Regions from separate parts of the Homo sapiens genome. Here region 1 is linked to region 2. A link is an interaction called in ENCODE POLR2A ChIA-PET data of the cell type or tissue named here. Cell type or tissue: endothelial cell of umbilical vein. All regions are shown on one strand. Links, peaks and the distances in the headings refer to the core of each region. The heading gives the core; the rest is flanking DNA. Region 1 overlaps SEMA3A (semaphorin 3A). Region 2 overlaps SEMA3A (semaphorin 3A).

What was found. ChIA-PET counts read pairs that join two places held together with the same protein. Peaks named below come from ENCODE experiments on the same cell type or tissue, not always from the same donor. Only the 100,000 strongest peaks of a DNase experiment are listed, where the experiment ranks them.
Region 1: POLR2A ChIA-PET joins it to region 2 with 5 read pairs; 2 of 35 experiments call an interaction of 5 or more read pairs at or near these places.

The regions. Positions count from the first base shown.
Region 1 is chr7:84,108,870-84,119,479 of GRCh38, forward strand. SEMA3A (semaphorin 3A) reads right to left here. Exons shown (of 17, transcript NM_006080.3): 4 at 1,601-1,720. Among named protein-coding and RNA genes, the nearest start is that of SEMA3A, 81 kb to the right of the region's middle. In endothelial cell of umbilical vein, for the core only: no CTCF peak of the experiment used is centred there; DNase peaks (open chromatin) are centred at 4,522 and 5,272; H3K27ac peaks cover 1,208 bases.
Region 2 is chr7:83,983,097-83,993,706 of GRCh38, forward strand. SEMA3A (semaphorin 3A) reads right to left here. Exons shown (of 17, transcript NM_006080.3): 13 at 2,340-2,381. Among named protein-coding and RNA genes, the nearest start is that of SEMA3A, 210 kb to the right of the region's middle. In endothelial cell of umbilical vein, for the core only: no CTCF peak of the experiment used is centred there; no DNase peak of the experiment used is centred there.

The sequences.
Region 1 (10,610 bases), core at 1,355-9,354, 130 kb after region 2:
ACTCCAGCCTGGGCAACAGAGTGAGACTCCATACTCACAAGAAAAAAAAAAAAAAAAAGGTCAGCATTTCTGATTCCATTGCCAATCATGTAGAGCATAATTCCTGACGCATGTAAAAAGTGCAATATCATGACTCATGTAAAAAGTGCAATATCATGCGGAGGGAGTTCTCTAGAGCTATCTTCAGAATATAGAAAAGTGAGACAATCACCTTGGGCCCAAGTTTTAGGACAACTGATGTATTACAATAGGAATTGGTTGAGAAGACAGCAAAGAGAGAGTGACTAAATCAGGTGCTAAAACAAATTATGTGTACAAGGTCTCCAGGACCATGTGCATAAATTTATCCCTAATTTAATCAATGTAAAACAAGCAACTTCACTAGAATTGCCTGTCCTAAAGTTACTTTTTACTTAAAATTCTTCAGTCTGTCAGCATAAATACTATACATATGGACTTATAAAAAAGAGAAGAAGGAAGGATGTGGTTGGGGAAATAGGATGATGAGGAGCCACTGGCAACTGGTGAGATCTTGGGAATGTGTCTTCCCTGGTTCATCAAGAAGAAAAAATAAGTGTGTTTAGTCTAGAAACCACATAATCTCTAAGGTGCTTTCTTACACAAAGAAGATATAACACAAACTGTTTTGATTTCTAATTCATTTGGGTCAAAAGACATATTTGTATCACTTTGGGACACTTCATGAAATTTAGGGAGAGAGTCTAAAGTTTAAGTTATAAAGAAGTAACTACCAGGTCAATTTTATCTTATCTTTAGGCTATCAGAAATATTTCAAGAATAAGTCCTTTATTTGTTGAGTATTTCTGAATTCCAGTTTTGAAGAAAATTCTGTCACCAATGATTTTCTCACCACGTGAACACTTTTGTTCCTCTTAGGATTTTGTGCCAAAAATTACAAGAGGGTTTATAATTGAAGGCTATTGATAAGCCAAATTCACCAAACTGCTTTCAACATTAGCAACCTTTTCTTTATCTTGATTTTTGCTTAAATGTACATAATTTCCTCACTAAAACATCTTTACAAGGAATAGACAGATTTTTTAAAAAAACATATTTTTTTCTTTTCCATACCACCAAATTAATAACGAAAAATATACAATCAAAGCTTAGCCAAGCAAGAATACAAATGTGAATAATGTGAGTCAAACTTGAGATCAGATCATTGTGCAAATGTATGGCATCCTATCTTAATCCCTAGGCAGAAGAAAACAACTGGGTGGCAGACACTTCTGGCTGAGGATGGAAAAGGAGGAGAAGGCTGGCAATATACAAATGAAGGAGAAAACACCACACATTCAGCCTGCTGACATCTGCTGCACATGCAAAATGGATTGGACTCTGTAATCCAGGGTGAAAACAAATGCTTTCTTCCTTCCTTCCTCCTGCTCCCTAGTTTTTGTTGAGTAATGTTCTCATTCTTTTTGCATTCACAGATTAAAATTAATAACAGCATCTGAGTTTGAAGTAGGTCCCACTGAATAGTGAACCACAAGCAAAATAAACTGAAGAAATTAGTAATGAAGCATTTTGAATAGAAAGGGGTCATGGACAAATATAATTTTTAAAAAGCCAGCGTTACCTCAGGATGATGTCCAATTTCAATGTAGGTGCAAATTGGATGAAAAGCCCCCGTTCCACAGGCGTACAAGTGAGTCTGATTATATGCCTTAAGTACCTTGATGAAATTAGCACATTCTTTCTGTAAGACAAAAGGAAAACCAAAGAGTTTCAGCAATCAGCATGACTGAGGTATCCTCTAGGGTGCTAGGCATGCTGGAACAGATTTGTCTTTTGTTTTCTTTCTTTTTTTTTTTTTGGCATCCCTTTCACAACATTTTAAGGACTTATTTATTATTCTATTGTTTTGCTTATATTATAATATGCATTAAAATATAGAGTTTCTTACTCTGGTGAGAACAATTATTTTATGCCCTTCCGTCAGTCTTCCATTAAAACTATTTTTAATTTATTTATACAAAAGTGGAAAAGAAATTTAGACAATCAATAATCACAGGTGATTTTTCCAGAAATGAGGAGAGCACCAAATTACTTGATTAACTAATGAATTAATCAAACAAAATGATGGGGAAAATTTACTTGCAAAAATCAGTTTTCAGTTCCATTTTAGGAAAAGAAAACAAAAATATAATATGACCCTCTAATAAACATAAAGTTTAAACATCATTAGTAACCCATTTTGGAAATATCCAAATGAGTATTCACATGGTAAATAATAAAAACTGCATTCAAATTATTTTGTTAAAGGCTATAGACTTTCTTATCTACTTTCTTTTTTCTATAAACATTTGGAATTAAGAACCAAATATGTAACTATAGATGCAGTTAAGGATCAAGCGTGGACAACAGTACAAGCAAGGTGGGCACACATGACAGGACTGGGTTGTTCCTGGCACTTCTAAGTGTGTCACACTCCCAAAGTCATTCTCTATGACTTGCCACTTTTCAAGTGAAAGCTCAGAGTGCTTTATGTAGTCAGTTGGAGCTTACAACTGAGGTGGTAAAATTATTTGAGTACATTTCCAAATGACATCTGTATTCTATACTTGCAGCTGATTATTTTTATCTTAATTCCATTGCCCCCATAAAAGAAGGATCAGGCAACCAAATTTAAGCAGATTAATTGATATTTAAATTCAAATAATTGCTGTCTATTATCACTTATTTTTCTAGGATGAAACCTGATGATGACCCTAAAATACATTGCCCTAAAAATGAATGTGGCCTATTTAAAATAAAATGCGAAAGTTTCTAGTTATGACTCCTCTCTCATGCTTTCCTAACATATGCTGAGTACTTTGGGGGTAACTAAAATAAACATAATTTCTTCCACTGTTTTGCTACACAGATCCTAAGTCTTTCTTTTGTCTGGTAAGGCATTACAATGTATAAAATTACTCTCTGAAATAAATTGATCTTGCAAGTTGTTATGAGGAAAAATTTCCTAGCTTAAAAGGTATGTGGATCTCATCCATGTTTCACTTAAATAGGGTACCTCTTAGGGGTAAAACTATGAAACAGATATAACTTAACTTCCACTACTCTTAGCAACAAGCTCTCCATTCTGTAAGAGTCTCTCCTCCTTCCCCAAGAGAATAGGGCATGAAGGCTTGGGCAGAGGAAAGAGGTTGTAGAAAGGGAAACATCTGATAAACTCATTTACAAACCAGGCATTCATGGGCCTTTCCCAAAGGATTTATCTGTATTCTTAAAAAAAATTCAGTCATTTGCAAAGAAGCCATTTTCAGGAAAATGTTTACTTTGAAACACATAGGTGGCCACATACTCTGCTTTTATATAAAGATTATCATCTCTGATTGTGGGCTCAATATTATAGTATTCAAGATTAGAAATAACCAGTTCCAGCACCATATGCTGAAACCAAGAAATTGGCTGTGTACATATTGGTAAGCAAACAGATATTCTAATAAATAATAGTGGCAGACCCAGATGGATGTCTTTTTCATTCTAGAAAAGAACAAGATTTCAGTCTGCATGCCATGCCTTTAAAGATATGCATGCAATTTTTTCCACAAACCCCAATTTTTCAGTCCTGTCAGTATCACCTAAGTGCCTCCTTAGAAATATGACAGTGAACTTACTTCTCCCTAATAAAAAAGGAAAAACATATTTTACCAGTAAGAAGACTTGTGAACAAAACAAAGGTTCATGTCACCTCTGCAACTGTTATGAATCATAATGTCCCAGAATTTGTGGGCTCTTTATCTCTTATAGATTGAATAACTGACTAGCAATTTATAGTGACTACATCTGTCCTTCCAAGGAAACTAGCAGATTGTAATTAATGACTGAAAAACTCTCAAGGTTCTTGCTAACTATGAAATTGGGCTCCACTGAATATCATAATTTTAATTTGTTCTCTATTAACTACTAAAGAGGAACCACTATAATATGACAACAATTCCCCTACAGAGCTGTTGGAACAAAATCAATCACAGGACCAAAGCTGTGAAACCTGGCAAAGGGTTCTACCTAGAGTGCTGATAACGGGAATCTGTCTGTGTTACAAAGCAACTAGACTCACCCTATTGGCCTAAGGCCTGGAATGATTCCCTTCATTTCCCCACTGAACTCTCCCAGTTGGCAGCAGGTTGTACTGTTACCATGCCCTGGGGGCAAGCTCAATATTATTTTGGAAGTGAAGGTTGATGCAAATAGAAGGGAGAGAAATTTCTTGGGCTTAGAGGATATAAAGATGCTTGAAATGAAACAAAGGAATGGAAGGAAATACTTTCAAATTTGGTTAAAAATAGTTGAGAGGAGACTCATCGAAAACAATGGAGGAGGAAAGTGCATTAAAAGAACTGGACAGAGAAGAAGCAAAAATTTGACAGAGACATTGTTAGTAAGGATTTGTTCTTAACAGAAAACCTACATAAAAGAGTATCAATCCTGTCATTCATTTGCCTTCATTCTCTAGCTTGTTGCTGCCAAGGTTTTCGAGTGTTCCAAAACAGGATATTCATTTTATTTGGAAGCAGCTTGGACATTCCTCTAAAAAAGAAGGAAGTGTGGCAGAAAAAGGAAACACACTTCACACATTTCTGCTCTAGGGAGACAGAAGAAGAGTGTTTCTGACCTTTTCTTGAACCATGACGATTCTTAAAACTCAGAATGTAATGTACTTTTTGGCCTTAAACTACTGCACTGCTTTGCTCAGCACTGGAGGATTTACAATGTAATAAAGAGAGTGGAATCAGTTCAAAATGAATTCATTTTTCAAACCTTGATCCTTTTTGGAATTTAAGTTGATGAACACAGACAAGTTTAGCAACAAGTTGGCAGTTGGCTTCCCAAGAGTCAGGCAACCATATTGACCTCTTATTTTACTGAAATGTTCCCCAGAGCAACAGTGTTATAGATTGTTAGCTAGAAATAAAAGTAAGGGCAGTTATAAACCAGTAAAATCCAAGGCCACACCTGAGGAGTAATGATTCATCACCCTTAGTGACAAACCACTTACCCTTATTTTTTTAAGGGCCTCTTGTCTTTTCAGATCAAATGGATAGAGGAATTATGTATAAAGATATTACCTGGAGAAATAAATTTAGAAGAAAATGTCTACCCCTAGAAAAAGATACAGGAGCCAAAAGCACAGTGATTCAAAAACAAACATTGCAGATATGAAGCACTGATTAGACTGTGTTACGCAGACTTTTCCTGGACGGTTACAAAAATAAAGTCCATCCATCTGTCAAAACAACTGCTCCATGCATGAAAATTAAACAGAATTGAGGTGTTTTTAACTAACTTCCGATAATTATACTTTCTACAAAAGAATATGATTTACCTCCAATTCCAATTACCTCCTTGCATGTTCTTAAATTCTGGATGGAGCAGTTAAATTTTACTCTAAGTAAGCGAAGAGAAAAGAAGAGAAGACTTGTGAACGTGAACAATCTCTATTCAAATATATTCAGTTCATGATTAAATCAAACAACTTGTTCTGGCTCAACTATAAATCAGTCCAAAATGAATGGGTAGCATATAACATTGACTCAGGTCAGTGAGAATTCCTGTAAAAAGAAGAAAAAAAATGCTTCTATCCCATCGATAGTTTGTGTAGAAATATTTTGGTGCATAATCTAGCAGCTGGGAAAGCAAAGGAAACCTTTTCCTATCATGATGGGTGGATACATTTCTGCCTGAAAACCCATTAATAAGCTTAATTCCTGAAGTTAATCTGTTGACTTTCTTTTTCTCTGGTCAATTTATCTGGCAAGCTAGCTGAATACTGGAATCTTCGTGCCAAAGCAGTAATCCGTGAGATTGTTCCTGTCACTCACTTTATCCCTTCCTCTATTTAAGCTTTTCCACACTTATCTGGCAATAATGTTTAGTCTTTTTTTTTCTTTTAACATTGTGCTATTACAGCTGTAATCCGATCATCCATAATTGTGTTTAATACTTCACTATTCACTAAAGGAGGTTAGAAATCTCTTCTCCAAAGAGGCTTATCTAATAAAACTAAAATATAAACCATGTTATAATTATAATATTAGCCTTCTAATGTTGAATTTGTGACTTGGAATTTTTTAACACTCATCTTTTTAAGTGATGAATAGGCAGTTCTGTCCATTTTGGGAGGCATTTTTACCTTCAGTATTTAGAATATGCCATAATAAAATGAACTGAACTTTCCACATCAATGCTTTTATATTTTTTAGAGATTTGAAATAATACTGACTCAACTAACACAACAAAGTTACCATTATATATAGCCAGTTATTTTGGTATGTAGGCATATTCATAATAATTGAACTATATCACCATTAAACCTATGATAACTGAAAAACAACTTTTAAAGTGGCTTGAATTATATGATTAAACTAAATGAAGACTCTCTGTACAAGGCTCCCAAATTATTTTACTTAAATGCTCATTTCAGTTAAGTGCCCAATTTGACTGCTCTTTCCCCTCCAGATTGACTATTTGTTTTGAAGTCCTAGAAATATTGTTCAAGACTCTATAAACATTTTTCTTTCAAATTACTTGAAACCTTCAAACATGTTCAAAATGATTATACACTAGGCACTATAGACCATGCTATTAGCAAAAGCTGACTGCTGTGATTTTCTTTTATTTAAAGGAGTTCAAAAAATTCACTTTGAAATTCTGTGTGGACCATAGAAGCTTATGATATCTATTTTTAGGCTTATGTTTTCTTTTATATTATACTATCACTCTGATTCATCAGGATGTGTGCCATTCATTTGCATGATTTGATTGTGGTCCATTATATGTACCTAGCATAACCTTTCTTCACCTCATATTGCAATAAATGCAGACAATTAAAAATATTCTGGGAAATCTACATAAATATGTTTCCTACCGAACCAGGAAAATTATGAAGTACTCACAATCCTCACCCTGATTTCAAAAATGATATTCTGTGGTTTCCAATTTTATGCAAGGTGCTGAATATTTAGTGTTCATGCCTTAATGCAACCAAGTCATTGGTTTACATGAAGTAAGGAGAGTTACAATGTAAAGGAATTTATTGTGGACAAAATTATTTGGCATATTTAATTCTAACATACATGCCTTTACCATAACAGAAATCATTACACATAAAAGAGAGATGAACTGCATCTTTAATTGCATGTGAGATGTAGCCTTAGGGAAAGACAGAAAAACTGAGCCCATATTTTAGAGGAATGCTTGATTTCATTCACATCTACCTCCTTTCTACCCCATCTTGCCTAATATCAAAAATTAATTTTTGTTGGAGTCTTTAATGTCCAAAGTACTGAAGTCTGTTTTATAGTTATAATATAAAATATTATCTTAATACATCTTATAATAATTGAAGACCCTAATCAAGTTTAGTGTTTGTGACATAGACACTGATGTATCACTTATTCAAATGCAAGTGCCTGTGGCATATTTCACACGTATACTCTTTTCCTTTTCTTTCTTTTTTTCATGACCAAGTTTAGTTGCTTTAAAAGGAGATTAAAAAGTAGAACATTCGGAAAGAAAGAACTTTTACAATATAAAAAGGTTTGAAAAGAAGTCAAATGCCCATAGGGTAAATGAATTATCAAACCAGAGTTGTGAGACTCTGTTATAAGCTGAACTCCATTTTCTCAAAATTTATACCTTGAAGCTCTAATCTCTACCATCTGGGAATATGACTCTATTTGGGGATTAGGGTCTTTAAGAAGGTGACTAAGTTAAAATGAGGCCCTTAGTCTAGACCCTAATCCAAACTGGCTGGTGTCTCTATAAGAAGAAACTTGGATACATAAGGAGACATCGGGGCATGAGTGCACAGAGGAAGGACCATGTGAAGAGGCAGCAAGAGGACAGTCATCTGCAAGCCAAAGAGAGGAGGCTCAGAGGAACTCAACCCTGCTTACACCTTGAACTTGGACTTCTGGCCTCCAGAACTAGAACATAAATTTCTGCTGTTTTGGCCACCCAGTCTGTGCCACTTTATTATGGTAGCCCTAATGGAGTAATACAAACATTAAAAAGAAAGTGGGTAATTGGAGGCAACCTGATGCTTGGTTAAAAGATACTTAAATTTACCATTGCTTAAAATATTTTCACCATCAGAACATACATGGTAACAGAATTTTGTCACCTGTCAGCCAACTTTGGATCTTCTGCTTTGTACAGAATTAGATATTAAAAAGGAAATTTTACAAATTTCATTTTTTTCTGGCACAATTTTACTATTTCTTCAAATATCGTCCATATATCGTAATCTTCCCAAATATGCACATATATGTGGATATTTGTATGCAAACCATATGTATATATCAACTTGTAGAAATAATTTATGCACACATTTAAATTTCAGAAATTTGGAATTTTTAAATTTATTTATGTTTAGTGATATGTAGTAAAGATGTTACTTATTGAAGGATATTTGCATTTGAAAAGGCATTCTCAAAAACTTTAAGAAAAAACATGTAGGACAAAACGAACAATTTCATAATGGTAAAACAGAAATTGGGGTAGTTACTTGTATCTCAGTCTTACAATTTAGAGCAGGGGTCCCCAACCTCCAGGCAGACTGGTACCAGTCAGGGTCCTGTTAAGAACAGGCTGCACAGCAGGAGGTGAGCAGCAGGCCGGCCAGCACTACCGCCTGAGCTCCGCCTTCTGTCTGATCAGCTGCTGCATTAGATTCTCGTAGGAGCGTGAACACTTTTATGAACTGTGCATACAAGGGATCTAGGTTGAGGTCTCCTTGTGAGAATCTAATTAATATCTGATGATCTTTGGTGGAACAGTTTCACCCCAAAACCATCCCCTTTTTGGCCTGTGAAAAAATTGTCTTCCATGAAACCAGTCCCCGGTGCCAAAAAGATTGGGGAACCACTGCTTTAAAGTCAGTTAGACATGGGTTAAAATTATTCAGGCATTTTCCATTTGCTGTGTGACTATAAGAAAGTTACTTAGAATCTCTGAGCCTGAGTCTCCTCAACTAAAAATGAGATTAATGATATATTCATGTAAATTACTTAACATGATGACTAGCGCTTATTAATTGATAGGTAACTGGTTATCCAATTCTTAAAATAATTAAACTTCACTATTGTTTGGATATTTCTATGACTGCTTAACTCTCACACTCTTCTACATATTATGCCATTTCACCAATTACGACAAGAGCTCCATTATGAATAGTTCATTCTTTATAAGGATGTAGTTAATAGAGTTTAAGCCTATACTTGGTGCTAAACAGAGATAGATTTAACAAAATTGGTTTTGAGTATTACTCTGTGCCCATTTCTGCTACCAAGGGCAATTGCATTTTGTTTAATAGAATTTCTATGAAAGCCTAGTCCTCTGGCAGTGAAGACTTATAAATTATAATCACTCTTGTTATCAAAGCAGTAAAAATGCCAGGATTCATTTTCTCAACACAACAGCAAATACAGCGTGTGTTAGTCAATAGCTGTGGCAGAATTGTATTGTGCCAAATGAAATAAGCTGGAAAAATATTTCCTCAAATTCCCTTTTCTATAGGTTGGTTTAGGCTGGCTATCAACAAAATCTGCATGAGATTTGGGAGGTATAAATTAAGCTGCAACCATTACACTCCCCAGGTTGTTCTGATCTGCTGGCCACGTTGTTAGCGTGGGGCAGTACCTGGGCCTCCAGGTCCTCTGGCTTCCACCAAATCTCATTTGTTAGTTTCTACAAGACTGAGTCCTGATACTTGTATAGCTCCATGACAAAAGACATCAGTTTCTTCTTTAAGTCACCCAAATCGACCCAAAGAAAGTTAGAGGTAGTAAAAGACACTATGGTCTTAGTTTGTGATTGTGGGTCTCAGTTCTCCTTGCTCTTCCTACTTCATGTTCGGCTTTTCCTCTATAAACATAAACAACTGTAGTTACCTACAACAACTTCACGCCCACTACCTGTCTCAGGCAGTAGCCTTCCATAGAGTTCTTCACCAGCTCTCATGATTGTATAAGGTCTAATTCCCATAATAAAACTTTTTCCATATCAATCACACAGTTGGTCTCTGGTAAAACCATGATGAAAAGATATATCTTACAGCCATAGACTAGCTCATTGTGATATGTAATATAAAGGGAACATAAATTTGGCCTATTTAAAAATACACACATGCTTGTTGTAAGAACTAATGACTAAAGGTCATTAGTTAATAATTTTATTTACTTCTAAATATGAATGATTTCTGCTTTTTAAGTGCATATTAAATTCTATAATCAATAAGTTATATTAATTTTGGTATCATTTCAAGCACAATACTAAAAAAACTATCTTTTAGCATTGAATACATATGGAATAAACACATGCACACATGTATGCATACATAATAGTTACATTTAACACCATGTATAGCATGGATAGTACAGTATATTTTGCACCTAATTTGAATGGAATAGTGAGAAGCTTCAGGAATTTTCTGCTCTTAAAGCCAAAAGTCAAGATTCTGCATCTCTAGAAATAGTGTCAAGTTTTCAGAGCTACCATAATTTTGCAGTCTGTTTTCCATGCTACCAACTAAAAAGTCCAAAAGTAAGTAGACGTATATTAAAATTAAATGGCAGAATTTTGGG
Region 2 (10,610 bases), core at 1,036-9,035:
TTGCTATAAACCAGGACAAATTAAGAAATGATGGTTAAATTCTTTGGGAAAAATAGATTAAGTATTGTTAAGCTTTCCTTCCCCATTTCTCTCTCTTTCTTTCTTTCTCTTTCTTTCCTTTTCTTTTTCTTTCTTTCTTTCTTTTCTTTCTCTTCTTTCTTTCTTTTTCTTTCACAGACTCCTTTTTTAAAATGAACTTAGACACTATTGAATGTAAGCAATTTCAGTATATGGATGTGTCAATCCATACATTGTGTTTGCAACTATTTTGAAAAGCTACTCAAGTTAGTCCTACAATCAAGATCTCTGTTTCGCCAATAACGTCTAAGAAGCATGAGCAAAATGTATATTTATAGATTTTTTTAAGAATATGACATTTAAGTAGGAAAAGTGTTATTACCTAAATAACAGTATCTAATTATGTCATATTCCTTTAGGGGAGAAACAGAGAAATAGTATGTGGAAAGAATAGCAAACCAAAATATAGCAGCTGAAATTATTATGATGAAAACCTGAACTGTGATAAAATGCCAAAAGTAACTATAAATCAGTCATGTTCATTTTACCATAATTTTGCAGTATTATTAATGAAGTGCAAAAATAATTATGCTATCCAAATGAAATATAGGGTAAGCCTTTAGGCACCATTGAGCAGAATCCAGTCACTAGTAAGTTACCTGATGTGCTTTTTCTGCCCAATTTAACATCACCACAGGCTTTCTCACTATCCTCCTTAACAAAGTGTGGGGTATAGCAGGAGATGGGTTCATTTATCCAGAAAATTACTTGCAACACTACTTGTCCCTCTTGAAACTACTATCTCACTTTAAAAATGCCCATAAGCATGAATGAAATTGAGTCATATCTGAACGAAATCAAATCATTTCTTCCAGTAATGGAAAATAAAGGAAAAAGACACTTTCTTCTCTCATGGTATTTTAAACTGATAGATTGTTTTTCTTTGTCAGTAAAATGTTGGCTTAATATGTACTTTTTTAAACAGATTTAAAAATGTAAAACAGAAAGAAATGGTTTACAAAAATAGACGTGGAGTTAGTGCAATTAAGACTGGCAATGAGGCCTAGCAGAGAATAAATAAATAATTTTAAAAATCATTACAGGAAAGAATATCCCAGTCTAGCTTCCATCCTGGAAATCCCCAGATTTCTTTGCCAACCTCTAACAATTTTCAGATTACGAGAACAGATGAACACATACTTATGCAGTGTAAGATAACAGTATCAGGTCAATCGTATCTGCACTCTGGGTTGCTCTAAATATCTTGGAGATTATCGATCTATTTTGATATGTCTGTGTAGGAAAAGGATATACACTGAATTTTACTGGCAGAGTAATTTAGTGTCTTGTTCAAGGGATAAAGCATGGTCAGAGATAAAACATGTAAACAGTTCAGAAATAAGATTTGCCAAATGATTCTCATTTTACAATTTTGTATATAAGTTTTTACTCTAGTAAGTGAGGCATACCCTACTTCATTCTGGATTTTTCTGCTTTTTTTTTTTTTTTTTTTTTTTGAAGTTACCATTGATATACTGGACAGAAGAAAGTCTAGGTAACATTTATGGAGAAAATATTAGACATTAAAACTATATTTGTTTACACATATTACACAGTATTTAGAAGCAATTGACTTTTCTGAAGTGTCTTGCCAAAGCATCCATTTGATATGAATGGAAAGACTATTAACATGCTGCCCTTAACCTTTGAATTCATGAAGTTTTAGTACTTATTTGGCAGTGATCATTTTTTTGCTTTCATTTGATATTTAGCCAAAGTTAAATACACATTTTGTTTTCTCTAGCATACAATACTACTGGAAAAGTAAAATTAACTTTTAAGTCAAGGTCCTCCAAACACATATAGCCAGTGAATAATTTTACTAGCCTCTAAAAATGCATTTTTGTTTATATTTGCAAAGTAAGAATAAATTATAAATTTTTTTTATATCCTGAAATATCACAATGCTATTTCAGGGTATACACATAAATACATAATCAGAAAAGATGAAAATTATTATTGAGTATTGAGTAAATTATATTAAAATGACCAAAATACACTGTATGTAAAAATTTATAACAAATAATGATCCATAAAATAATGTTTATAGAACACAGATGAGATTGATCAAAAACATGAGGGCAATGAAAACTATCTTCAGTTTCTAATCTACTAGCTTATTGTAAGAATGATATTTGTTTTCTCCTGTATTTTTGTATAATTGTTAACAAATCTGTGAAATTTGATAAATAGATATATCTATTGAAACACCAGAATTAACAAAATATTGGATATTCAATGGTAATACATAATGATAGTACCTGCTTAGTGGAAAGCTCCATTGCTGAAATAGCAGTCGGTTCCTAAAGGAGAAAAAGAAATATGTGAGGTGTTTGGTCAATTAGAACAGCCAGCTATTAGTTAATTAACTCAAGGCACTGCCATTAGTTTTCAGAGAGAAACTTCAGTGTCCACAAGAAGCAATGTGACTGGGAAATAAGACACATAAAGAAACTGCATAGATAAGGGTCAAATATGTGGAGCAGGCAATAAGATTGTGTCAGTGTCATACAGTCTACATACCTGTAGTTGACCAAGTTGGGGTTATTGCTTACTACAATATAAGGGAAAACATGAGCCTGCACAGTGAGCACAGTGAGAGGGTGTTGGAAAAAACATGTTTTGGACTTGTGTTAGGTGATTGGGGGAGGGTTCAAAGAAGTAGAGCTTTGTTCTACATTGGATGTGGTCAAAAAGCAGGGGTAATTCTATGCTTAAGTATCTTCGTAAATCATTTGGGAGGGAAGAACAAAGTAAGGCTAAAGCTATGACTGGCGAAGAAGTAGCAATAACTTGCGATAAGCAGGATGGGGATATATGGTCATTTTTGTGGTTTGGACAATGTTCATGTTTTTATCTGTGTTTGGACATGATTACAAAATGGTTTTGCTTTTATCTTGATTCAGCATGGTCTCAGAGTGGTCCTTTCTGATGTTGGTATTCTGCGAAAATTGTTCTGTTCAACTGGAGAACGCTGCCTTAGCTGAGAGTGCCAGCCTCATTCCTAACAACACCAGTGGCAGCTGATGAGAGTAGGCCACTTTCCAGCTGACAAGGACTACAAGAGCTCAGGTGGGATGAGATTACTTCATTATTATGAAAAACATGGTTTCATGTGCGAGGACCTACACTCAGGTCTTTGCCAGAGAATATAATCTCTTTAATGTCTATTAACAGGTTAACATAGAGGAGTAATAACTAGGGAAGTAACACTCATCAATGCACTTCATTAAGTGTTCTTTCTGGAGCTTATCATGAATGCATATAGGCTTGCATAAATAAATTGGGTTCTTTGATGTAGACAGACTACCAAAAGCCTATATAACTGAACACATGAGTTTACATCCTTTAGGTTCATGGTCAATGAACTGTGCTGCAGTTCATTCAAGACAAACATTATGTGTCTTTCATTCAAGACAAACATTACGAGAAGACAGAGACTGCTTGTGGGTTTCTGAGGGGTCTGATAAGAAAGAGGCTTAGGTGGAACGATGGATCTTAAAAGACCTCACTGTGTAGGTGACCGAAGCTACTAAATTAAGTGTGAAGAGCTGGACTCTGGAGCCCAGGTGCCTGGATTCAAATTGTGATTCAAATCTGGCCAGAAATGCAGTACTAGGCAAAGTGTGTAAACTTTTTGTAATTCAGTTTTCTCATTTGAAAGTTAGATGGTACCTCTTATGGGGTGGTGATAAGACTGAATGAATTAATACATGTAAAACACATTACAAATGTGCTTGGTATATAGTGTTTATTCAAATCTCTCTTTCCTCTCTTCTCTCATCTCTCTCTCTTTCACACACACACACACACACCCACACGCACACACACATGCATTTCCATCTCATTTCCTTGCTTTAATTTTTCTCTTTAGTTCTTATTACTGGTTATATACCTGTATATTTATACACATCTTATCTAATATATTATTAATAATATATCTTAATAATAAATTTTATATAGATACATATAATTAATTTTTTGTCCTGTGAGTTTCTTCACACATCCTAAAGCAGAATCTGAGATAAAATCTTGTTTGCAGGTTTGGGGCAAGAGTAAAAAATTGAGGATTGAGAAGAAGGTGGAAAAAAATCAATTAAAAAGTGTATTATGGAAGTCAATACTGAGAAAAAAATCTGAGGATAGTTGACAATGACTCTCCAAATTGTCCACTGAGGTTTGTACCAAGAAAAGTACTTATTCATTCCATTCCTCATTGGATGCTCTCAGGGGGTTCAATCTCCCACAGCCCCAGCTGTGACTCTTGCTTGTCTTTTGGCTTGCTGGGGCATAAAGAAAAAGATTCCTCATAGGAATCAGAAGTGAGGTGAAAGGATGTGAGGAGGCAGCTGAGGCATCTCACGTGTCTTTCCAATTGCCTCTCCCCCTCAATTTGGGACAGAGATTTTGGCTGTTTATTTCACAGCCATATCCCTAGCACCTGGAATTACGCCTGGTATTTACAAGTTCTTAATACATATTTGCATGAATGAATAAATGAACGAATTCTTTACCAATGTTCCTCTTTCTCTCCTCTCTTCAACTTACCCCACTATACTGTCTTTCTTCCATTTAATTTATATTTAAGATAAAGATAGCCCTCTTATTAAGTCTTTCTTTGTTTCTTATAGCTTAGCTGGCATTTCTTCAAAAATAATTTAGAATAGTCTACACTCACTGCTTTTGCTTGCTCATCTCTCATCCAATGCCTTCCCTGCTCAATCCACTGAGTCTAGCTTTTATTCTAGAGAGGTGGCCTACTATTTTCAGAAGCAGAAATCACCAGTGAACTGTGTATTGCTGATAGGACACTTTTCTGTATCCATAACTATTATTAGACTTTGTTTTATATTTTTTCTTGGCTGCTTCCTCTAATAAACCCCATTATGCCTTGGAATTCTTTATTAATTATTCCTTAATGACGTTTATCACAGTCTTCTCATCCTCCAGCCACTCCTAACATATTTACTGTTCCTTGCCCACTCCTTTCTACTCTCCTTTGGATGCTATTTTTCTTCCCTAATAAGCTCTTGTGTTTTTGTTGTTGTTGTTGTTGTTTGTTTGTTTTTTGAGAGGGAGTCTCGCTCTGTCGCCGAGGCTGGAGTGCAGTGGCGTGATCTCGGCTCGCTGCTAGCTCTGCCCCTCGGGTTCATGCCATTCTCCTGCCTCAGCCTCCCGAGTAGCTGGGACTACAGGCGCCCACCACCACGACTGGCTAATTTTTTTGTATTTTTAGTAGAGATGGGGTTTCACCATGTGTTAGCCAGGATGGTCTCGATCTCCCGACCTCGTGATCCGCCACCTCAGCCTCCCAACTTTTGTGGTTTTAATTACTATGTGCTGTAGAACTGCAGATCTCTACTTCAAACCCTGATGGCTGAGCTGAGAACAGGATTTTCTTAACAAATTTAAGACAATCTGTCTGAGACAAATGAAACAAATGATTTAGGAGGTACATTAATGTAATGGTATAATTTAGAGATTTTCCATAGTTTCCAATTTTTATACCTTAAATGAATTATATTAGTTATTAAATATAATAATTTTACACAAAAATTATCAATCATAAAGACAATTATGATGAAAGGAATGTCTATCAACTTTTTCTATGCAGAGATATAATCTTTAGAATTTAGTGGCCACAAATCTCAAAAACTTAGAGCACAACACATCATGGATATTCAGCTTTTTTTTTTTTTTTTTCTGACAGAGTCTCGCTGTTGCCCAGGCTGGAGTGCAGTGGTGCGATCTCGGCTCACTGCAGGATCCGCACCCCCCCGATATTCAGCTTTTTTAAAAAAAGTTGAAGACTGTATTTAGGTTTGTACAATATTGGAATCAATAACCAAAACAGAAATTTTAGAAGAGTAAGGAAAATTTTCCACAGATACTTCTTTCATTCCAACAATTTCACATGAAAAATAGTTATGTGGTTATTAAGGAGCTTATTTCATGAAGGTTTTCATGACATAAAGTTTACAATCGAAATTCAAAGAAAGTGTTTCTTAGGCAGAGAAAGATTAACAGCTAATGTAATTGAAGTGAAATTAGCTAGCTCTAAATACTTTCAAAAATGAAGCTGATTAATATTTATACATTTCATGTTCCTTAATAATACAAAAAAAATCTATAAGGTAGATAAAAATTATTATTTTTTGTTCTTTTAAGTTTTAGGGTACATGTGCACCTTGTGCAGGTTAGTTACATATGTATACATGTGCCATGCTGGTGCACTGCACCCACTAACTCGTCATCTAGCATTAGGTATATCTCCCAATGCTATCCCTCCCCCCTCCCCCCACCCCACCACAGTCTCCAGAGTGTGATATTCCCCTTCCTGTGTCCATGTGATCTCATTGTTCAATTCCCACCTATGAGTGAGAATATGCGGTGTTTGGTTTTTTGTTCTTGCGATAGTTTACTGAGAATGATGATTTCCAATTTCATCCATGTCCCTACAAAGGACATGAACTCATCATTTTTTATGGCTGCATAGTATTCCATGGTGTATATGTGCCACATTTTCTTAATCCAGTCTATCATTGTTGGACATTTGGGTTGGTTCCAAGTCTTTGCTATTGTGAATACTGCCGCAATAAACATACGTGTGCATGTGTCTTTATAGCAGCATGATTTATAGTCCTTTGGGTATATACCCAGTAATGGGATGGCTGGGTCAAATGGTATTTCCAGTTCTAGATCCCTGAGGAATTACCACACTGACTTCCACAATGGTAGAACTAGTTTACAGTCCCACCAACAGTGTAAAAGTATTCCTATTTCTCCACATCCTCTCCAGCACCTGTTGTTTCCTGACTTTTTAATGATTGTCATTCTAACTGGTGTGAGATGGTATCTCATTGTGGTTTTGATTTGCATTTCTCTGATGGCCAGTGATGATGAGCATTTTTTCATGTGTTTTTTGGCTGCATAAATATCTTCTTTTGAGAAGTGTCTGTTCATGTCCTTCGCCCACTTTTTGATGGGGTTGTTTGTTTTTTTCTTGTAAATTTGTTTGAGTTCATTGTAGATTCTGGATATTAGCCCTTTGTCAGATAAGTAGGTTGCAAAAATTTTCTCCCATTTTGTAGGTTGCCTGTTCACTCTGATAGTAGTTTCTTATGCTGTGCAGAAGCTCTTTAGTTTAATTAGATCCCATTTGTCAATTTTGGCTTTTGTTGCCATGGCTTTTGGTGTTTTAGACATGAAGTCCTTGCCCATGCCTATGTCCTGAATGGTAATGCCTAGGTTTTCTTCTAGGGTTTTTATGGTTTTAGGTCGAACGTTTAAGTCTTTAATCCATCTTGAATTGATTTTTGTATAAGGTGTAAGGAAGGGATCCAGTTTCAGCTTTCTACATATGGCTAGCCAGTTTTCCCAGCACCATTTATTAAATAGGGAATCCTTTCCCCATTGCTTGTTTTTCTCAGGTTTGTCAAAGATCAGATAGTTGTAGATATGTGGCTCTATTTCTGAGGGCTCTGTTCTGTTCCATTGATCTATATCTGTGTTTTGGTACCAGTACCATGCTGTTTTGGTTACTGTAGCCTTGTAGTATAGTTTGAAGTCAGGTAGTGTGATGCCTCCAGCTTTGTTCTTTTGGCTTAGGATTGACTTGGCGACGCAGGCTCTTTTTTGGTTCCATATGAACTTTAAAGTAGTTTTTTCCAATTCTGTGAAGAAAGGCATTGGTAGCTTGATGGGGATGGCATTGAATCTGTAAATTACCTTGGGCAGTATGACCATTTTCACGATATTGATTCTTCCTACCCATGAGCATGGAATGTTCTTCCTTTTGTTTGTATCCTCTTTTATTTCCTTGAGCAGTGATTTGTACTTCTCCTTAAAGAGGTCCTTCACATCCCTTGTAAGTTGTATTCCTAGGTATTTTATTCTCTTTGAAGCAATTGTGAATGGGAGTTCACTCATGATTTGGCTCTCTGTTTGTCTGTTGTTGGTGTATAAGAACGCTTGTGATTTTTGTACATTGATTTTGTATCCTGAGACTTTGCTGAAGTTGCTTATCAGCTTAAGGAGATTTTGGGCTGAGACAATGGGGTTTTCTAGATATACGATCATGTCGTCTGCAAACAGGGACAATTTGACTTCCTCTTTTCTTAATTGAATACCCTTTATTTCCTTCTCCTGCCTAATTGCCCTGGCCAGAACTTCCAACACTATGTTGAATAGGAGTGGTGAGAGAGGGCATCCCTGTCTTGTGCCAGTTTTCAAAGGGAATGCTTCCAGGTTTTGCCCATTCAGTATGATATTGGCTGTGGGTATGTCATAGATAGCTCTTATTATTTTGAAATACGTCCCATCAATACCTAATTTATTGAGAGTTTTTAGCATGAAGGGTTGTTGAATTTTGTCAAAGGCTTTTTCTGCATCTATTGCGATAATCATGTGGTTTTTGCCTTTGGCTCTCTTTATATGCTGGATTACATTTATTGATTTGCATATATTGAACCAGCGTTGCATCCCAGGGATGAAGCCCACTTGTTCATGGTGGATAAGCTTTTTGATGTGCTGCTGGATTCGGTTTGCCAGTATTTTATTGAGGATTTTTGCATCAATGTTCATCAAGGATATTGGTCTAAAATTCTCTTTTTTGGTTGTGTCTCTGCCTGGCTTTGGTATCAGAATGATGCTGGCCTCATAAAATGAGTTAGGGAGGATTCCCTCTTTTTCTATTGATTGGAATAGTTTCAGAAGGAATGGTACCAGTTCCTCCTTGTACCTCTGTTAGAATTCGGCTGTGAATCCATCTGGTCCTGGACTCTTTTTGGTTGGTAAGCTATTGATTATTGCCACAATTTCAGATCCTGTTATTGGTCTATTCAGAGATTCAACTTCTTCCTGGTTTAGTCTTGGGAGAGTGTATGTGTCGAGGAATTTATCCATTTCTTCTAGATTTTCTAGTTTATTTGCGTAGAGGTGTTTGTAGTATTCTCTGATGGTAGTTTGTATTTCTGTGGGATTGGTGGTGATATCCCCTTTATCATTTTTTATTGTGTCTATTTGATTCTTCTCTTTTTTTCTTTATTAGTCTTGCTAGCGGTCTATCAATTTTGTTGATCCTTTCAAAAAACCAGCTCCTGGATTCATTCATTTTTTGAAGGGTTTTTTGTGTCTCTATTTCCTTCAGTTCTGCTCTGATTTTAGTTATTTCTTGCCTTCTGCTAGCTTTTGAATGTGTTTGCTCTTGCTTTTCTAGTTCTTTTAATTGTGATGTTAGGGTGTCAATTTTGGATCTTTCCTGCTTTCTCTTGTGGGCATTTAGTGCTATAAATTTCCCTCTACACACTGCTTTGAATGCGTCCCAGAGATTCTGGTATGTTGTGTCTTTGTTGTTGTTGGTTTCAAAGAACATCTTTATGTCTGCCTTCATTTCCTTATGTACCCAGTAGTCACTCAGGAGCAGGTTGTTCAGTTTCCATGTAGTTGAGTGGTTTTGAGTGAGATTCTTAATCCTGAGTTCTAGTTTGATTGCACTGTGGTCTGAGAGATAGTTTGTTATAATTTCTGTTCTTTTACATTTGCTGAGGAGAGCTTCCCTTCCAAGTATGTGGTCAATTTTGGAATAGATGTGGTGTGGTGCCGAAAAAGTGTATATTCTGTTGATTTGGGGTGGAGAGTTCTGTAGATGTCTATTAGGTCCGCTTGGTGCAGAGCTGAGTTCAATTCCTGGGTATCCTTGTTGACTTTCAGTCTCGTTGATCTGTCTAATGTTGACACTGGGGTGTTAAAGTCTCCCATTACTAATGTGTGGGAGTCTAAGTCTCTTTGTAGTCACTCAGGACTTGCTTTATGAATCTGGGTGCTCCTGTATTGGGTGCATATATATTTAGGATAGTTAGCTCTTCTTGTTGAATTGATCCCTTTACCATTATGTAATGGCCTTCTTTGTCTCTTTTGATCTTTGTTGGTTTCAAGTCTGTTTTATCAGAGACTAGGATTGCAACCCCTGCCTTTTTTTGTTTTCCATTTGCTTGGTAGATCTTCCTCCATCCTTTTATTTTGAGCGTATGTGTGTCTCTGCACGTGAGATGGGTGTCCTGAATACAGCACACTGATGGCTCTTGACTCTATCCAATTTGCCAGTCTGTGTCTTTTAATTGGAGCATTTAGTCCATTTACATTTAAAGTTAATATTGTTATGTGTGAATTTGATCCTGTCATTATGATGTTACCTGGTTATTTTGCTCGTTAGTTGATGCAGTTTCTTCCTAGTCTTGATGGTGTTTACATTTTGGCATGATTTTGCAGTGGCTGGTACCGGTTTTTCCTTTCCATGTTTAGTGCTTCCTTCAGGAGCTCTTTTAGGGCAGGCCTGGTGGTGACAAAATCTCTCAGCATTTGCTTGTCTGTAAAGTATTTTATTTCTCCTTCGCTTATGAAGCTTACTTTGGCTGGATATGAAATTCTGGGTTGAAAATTCTTTTCTTTAAGAATGTTGAATATTGGCCCCCACTCTCTTCTGGCTTGTAGGGTTTCTGCTGAGAGATCTGCTGTTAGTCTGATCGGCTTCC